2 separate regions of the Homo sapiens genome follow, and region 1 is linked to region 2. A link is a loop called in an ENCODE intact Hi-C map of the cell type or tissue named here. Cell type or tissue: B cell. All regions are shown on one strand. Each heading gives the region's core, and the rest is flanking DNA. Links, peaks and the distances in the headings are about the cores only.

Region 1 (2,906 bases), core at 234-2,733, 430 kb after region 2:
AAGTGCTTAGCACCACGAAATAGTCAAGGCTCAGTAAACATGAGTGATGGGCCTCTCTTTGCCCACCTTCTCCATGGAACTCTGAGCTCCTAGCAGAGCTCCCAGCATGGTGATTCCCTGACAAATACAAGATGCAATTCACAGTCCTCAGAATAGCTTTCAAGGCCCTCCCTGCTGGTACCACTGTCTTTCCTACTGCATCTGTTACCCATCCTCAAACACATGACTGACGCCCTTTGACAGCTCCTGCCCGTACATACCCCACTGCCCCTGATGCTTTCCTTCCCCCAGTCCTCATGCACCTTTCTTTGTCTGGTTATCTGCAAATTCATTTCATCCTTCAAATCCTGCAAAACATCTCCCCCTCTTGTAGCCTTCACACTGTGCCACTAGACTTGGTTACCCCGTGGCACTCAGTACAGACTTCTGGGCAACTCAAACCAAACCGCATTGCTAGCTCTTTGCCCTCCATCTCCTCCACTGCTCTGGAAGCTCCAGGGGGACAGAGGCTGTGTTTGCATACCTGCATTCTTAATGCTTAGCATGTAACAGGCACTCAGAAAACGTTTGTTGAATGAATGAATGAATCATCCTGACCACTCAGCTACTTGGTGCCTTCAGGAGCTGAATTACGGTGAGTCATTCATGTCCTGCAAATGCTACACGGTGAAGGCAGTGACCTCCTCTCTTTGCAGTCTCCAGCCCAGAAGCCACCTCTCTCAGCCTGCACACCCTCAGAGAGCCTTCCAGGAGCTGTTCGGCATTGCAGCCTACAGGGAATCCCCCTGCCTCTCCTCTCCCTGCCACAGAGGTCTGTGGAAGCCCTCAATCAGAAGCCGTGCTAGGAGTGGGGATGGAAAGACAAATAAGATACAATCCCGGCCCTCACTGATGAATAACAACCTGGAGGAGATAGATGCCTGGGTCTGCCTCATTCCATCCACCACCTATAATTCATCAAATGCCTACCATGTGCCTCTCTCCCCCGTGCCTTTACATAAGTTCTGTCACCCTCCGTGCCTCAGTTTCCTCCTCAAGTGGGACAGAAAGACCCACCCGATCTAACGCATCAGGACTGCTTGGCAGATAGAACCAGATAATCCACGTAAATTGCTCGATAAACTATGAAGCCCTGTACCGATGTTATTACGGCTATTATTAATATAGCTAAACATAACAGTATTGAATAACTGAAGCCCTCCCCGGAGCAATCACAGTCACTTGCACATAGTAGGTGTTTAATTGATCTTTGATGCGTTGAAATGCAGTCCGGGGGGCGGGGGGTGAGGGGTGGGTTGGGCCTGATTTTTCATGCGTTGTGGAGCAGCGCCATCATGTGCCCACACTGAAGAACACACAGACCTTCTGGCAGAGTGCTTTGACGGACCCAACGGGGAGGGGCTGCTGAGGTCCCTTTAGGACAAATACAAGGAAAAGTCCGTTTGACGCCACGGAGAAAGGAGAAGTTTCTTCGCCCCTAGAGGTGGTACAGGCTCAGAGCATAAACAGAGGCAAAAAGGGTTTGAAACAGCATTGTGGATTATTTCTATCAAGGAGTTTTTGGGAGATATGAAGCACCCAGGGAACAACCCAACCACGTGGTCAAAGCCTGGTCTTGTCTCGTCCGGTCTGACCCTGTGGAAGGTGCTGTTTAATCTTCATCTCAGAAGACTTGAGATCAGGTGTGGTGGCTCACGCCTGTAATCCTAGCACTTTGAGAGGCCGAGGCGGGTGGATCACTTGAGGTGAGGGGTTCAAGACCAGCCTAGCCAACATGGTGAAACCCCTTCTCTACTAAAAATACAAAAATTAGCAGGAAATCGCTTGAACCCGGGAGGCGGAGGTTGCAGTGAGCCAAGACCATGCCACTACACTCTAGCCTGGGCAACAGAGCCGGACTCCATCTTAAAAAAAAAGAACAAGAAGTGAACTTGGCTCTGCCACTCTGCCATACTCAAGCTGTGTGACCTTGAGTAGACGGTTGCCTTCTCTGAGCTCCAGTTGTCTCATCTGTGCAATGAGGTCATGATCCCTGCACCGGCCACCTCAAAGAGTCATTGCGAAGATCAAATGGCGTAAGAGAAGCATAAGTTCAGAAATGGTCAAGTGTTATACAAACACGATGGGTGGCAATCATTCTAATTTCCAATCACAGTAATAACGGGCATTGACTGAGCTCTACACTGTGCTAAACCCTTTCACACATAATCTCACTTAATTCCCACTAAACCTTACCAAATGTGTACTCTTAAGAGGCCCATTTTGTAGATGAGGACATTGGAGTTTAGAGGAATTTGAAATCTTGTCCAACCAAAGTCACACTCAACTAATAAGGAGAAAAGTCAGGATTTGAACTCAGGACAGTGGGACCTCCTCAAAGTAGGAGAGTCTCAATAGTTCCAGCCACAGACATGGGATTTAAGGGGAGCCCCAGATAGGCAGGTAGATGCCTTGAAGAAAACAAAAGAATTATTGACATTTCTTTTGCCCAGGAAATTCTGCTTCCTTCCCAACTCTACCCTAGTACTCGCTGTGACCTTGGAGCCTCCCAGGAGAGGGGAACCCTTGGGCTCTGCATCCAGGGCCCAGTTCACACCCAAAGTCAGAGAATCCCAAAGCATTCCCTTCCAGGGTCCAAGCCTGACCAAAGGCCATGCGTGCTCCTTTAAGGGACTGGCAAGGGCAAAGTGGGGGATGGATCCCCTTCAAGGTCACTGTTAAACAGATGGTAACAAAATCTCTTGGGAGAAGGTGGCTACTTGTCAACAGTCATAATGACCCTCAGGTATCTAGAGTCCTCTTGAGCTAATGAGATGTCTGAGATTGCCTCCTGTCCACTTTCCCAACGTTTGGCCCTCAGAACACTCCTTTGAGGTCAGAATCCTTAGCTCTACCTTACAGATGAG
Region 2 (2,906 bases), core at 277-2,776:
TTAATGGGGAGAGGATGGTGGTGCTGGAGTCATCCAAGGGACACGTCCTGATGCTGTTAGGAGCCAGCTAGAGTTTGGTCTTCCCTTAGTGCTGAGGTTAGGAGAGAGTTTTTCTGTGCCAAGAGCCCTGCAGTTCAGTGGGTGGGACCTGACAACTCCTCTTATAGGAAGACACCCTCTTGCTAGTCTTTTTTTTTTTTTTTTTCTTTTTTGAGACAAAGTCTTGTTCTTTCACCAGGCTGGAGTGCAATGGCATGATCTCGGCTCACTGCAACCTCCACCTCTTGGGTTCAAGCGATTCTTCTGCCTCAGCCTCCCGAGTAGCTGGGAGTACAGGCACCCGCCACCACATCTGGCTAAATTTTGTATTTTTAATAGAGAGGGGACTTCACCATGTTGGCCAGGATGGTCTCGATCTCCTGACCCTATGATCTGCCTGCCTCGGGTTTACAGGCATGAGCCACTGCGCCCGGCCCCTCTTGCTATTCTTCAGCAGCCTTGGAGTGAGAAACCTGAGGCCCCTGTCCTTCCCTGGAACAGAGAAACCTGCTGTCTCACATGCATATATGCACACACACACACACACACACAAACACACTGTACATGAACTTACACACAGACATCTAAGGCCGGGCGTGGTGGCTCACACCTGTAATCCTAGCACTTTGGGAGGCCGAGGTGGGTGGATTGCCTGAGGTCAGGGATTGGAGACCAGCCTGGCCAACATAGTGAAACCCCATCTCTACTAAAAATACAAAAATTAGCTGGGCATGGTGGCGGGTGCCTGTAATCCCAGCTACTCGGGAGGCTGAGGCAAGAGAATCGCTTGAACCCAGGGGTGGAGGTTGCACTGAGCCCAAATTGAAATTGAACCACTGCACTCCAGCCTGGGTGAAAAAGCAAAACTCCGTGTAGAAAACAAAACAAAACGAAACAAAAACCAGACATCTAAGCACGTTTGTACAAGCAGGTGCACGCAAACATGATGCACACACACAAATATACATATTTGTACACATACACACCTAGGCACAGCATACGAAAGCATTGCTAACTTAAGTCCAAATACAAGGTTGCCAGTCGGCTTCATGGGCATGCAGCCTATAACCTGTGCAGTCCCAGACGGCTCATTCTCAGAGGGCGCTGCACTTGATTTAATGCCCTACTGTTACAATATTGAGATTCTTAATAATTTTTGAACAAGGGGCCCCCACATCTTCATTTTGCACTGGGCCCTGCATGTACAGATGCACACACAGGTGTTCTCTATCTCATTCTGTCTTGCCCTCTCCCCTATCTTGACTTCACATTGGAAGTTCCCACACATCTCCATCCTCAACTCTGAAATCCAAGGGCTTAAAATGAAAAGGGAAAACTGCAGCTGGGAGCGGCTGCCCCTGCGGAAGGGGGGTTGAAGTAATGTCTGTCGCTGACCTGTAGGTGGCAGCACAAGCCGAGCCAAGCCTCAGCAGCGGACCGGAAGGAAGGAGGCGGGGCTGGGAGGAGATGGGTGTCACCGCGTCACTGGTGCAATCCTTCTACAAACGGCACGGAGATTTCCCAAAGCACAAGATTCTGCGAGGGATTGTCTCACTAACCCATTCTTCTACCAATTCAGTTTTAACAGTTTTCTTTCTTTCTTTCTTTCTTTCTTTTTTAATTTTCTGATTACAAATGCAACATTTTTTATTATAGAGAATAGCGTCTAAACGAAAGTAAAAATCATCCATAATTAGATACTTTTTGGTTCTTTTTATTTACTTATTTTAGAGTCAGGGTCTCACTCGGTCACCCAGGCCGAGTGCAATGGCGAGATCTTAGCTCAATGCTGCCTCGAACTCCTGGGCTCAAGCGATCCTTCCGGGGACTACAGGTGTGCGCCACCAGACCTGGCTAACTTTTTTTTTTCTATTTCATCCCGTGGCTAACAATGCCTGACTTCCTGGGAACGCAGCCCAGTAGCCCAGCCCCTGTTCAAAATGGAGTCACTCTGGTTTGAATGCCTGTAACAGTTCCAGCTCCCCCTTGGACCTCTTTTCCAGCACCTCTGTCAGCCTGGCTTACTTAGTGCTCCTCTGGCCAGCTCTGCTCCGCTGCGGGGGCCGCTCTTGGAGGAGGTGTGCGTGTCCCATAGGGGCACCTACACTGCACAGCGCCCCCGTGAGGGAGATGCACTGGCTCAGCAGCTCCCCATACTGCCTCGGGTCCTGCCCTCCTCTAGGGCACACCCCACAGCCTTGGCCTGCTGGGGTGTTCTCACCCAGTTGTCTGCCCCCTTGGATGGGCTCTGCGTGGCCACTCACGCCTCACTCCCTTCCTTGGGGTCCACGTGCATTTTGGAAGCTCCTTCATCCTGTGGCGTCATGGGGTGGAAGTGTGGCAGCCCCACTAGCCTCCATCCCCCGTGGTCTCCCTCCAACCCTCTCCTCCCTATCAGAAGGCAGAGAGCACAGCAAGGTCCGGCAGGCACGATGGGTTGTTCTCACTGGGGAACAAAATGTGAGTCTCCCCTTAGTGAAGACCGCCAGGCTCTACCATTGCTCCTCTGGGAGATATCCTCACCTGGCTTGGGGCAGAGGAGCTCACCCCAGCTCCTTCTTCACGGTAAGGGGGAAGGAAAAGCCACAGTTTTTCTTACCTGGCCAAGCACTCACCTCTCTGACACTTCTTCCCTCTCTCTCTAGCCCAGGTCTCCCTGGCCCAGAGGAGGGCCAGAGTGTGTTAGTGAGGATGTGGGGTTGCAGAACCCTGAGAGGGCATCTGACCCCCACTGTTTATGGTTCTCTGCAGATGTGGGCTCTTTGATGACTCTTTATCTGAATTTGGAGTCTTGAAAGTCCCCCTTATCATATTGCTACACTAACCAGATGCCCACTGATGGGAGCTTCAGATATTTCCACCTTGGG

What was found. Hi-C counts contacts between places; a loop is a spot of excess contacts. Peaks named below come from ENCODE experiments on the same cell type or tissue, not always from the same donor. Only the 100,000 strongest peaks of a DNase experiment are listed, where the experiment ranks them.
Region 1: a loop joins it to region 2, with 20 times the contacts of the local background. A loop is called at or near these places in 28 of 110 quality-filtered maps.

Annotation. Positions count from the first base shown.
Region 1 is chr22:36,544,871-36,547,776 of GRCh38, reverse strand. No RefSeq gene overlaps it. Among named protein-coding and RNA genes, the nearest start is that of EIF3D, 17 kb to the right of the region's middle. In B cell, for the core only: a CTCF peak has its summit at 1,359 (motif pointing left); a DNase peak (open chromatin) is centred at 1,366.
Region 2 is chr22:36,976,775-36,979,680 of GRCh38, reverse strand. No RefSeq gene overlaps it. Among named protein-coding and RNA genes, the nearest start is that of LL22NC01-81G9.3, 13 kb to the right of the region's middle. In B cell, for the core only: CTCF peaks have their summits at 1,215, 1,419 (motif pointing right) and 2,184; DNase peaks (open chromatin) are centred at 1,490 and 2,140; H3K4me3 peaks cover 797 bases; H3K27ac peaks cover 639 bases.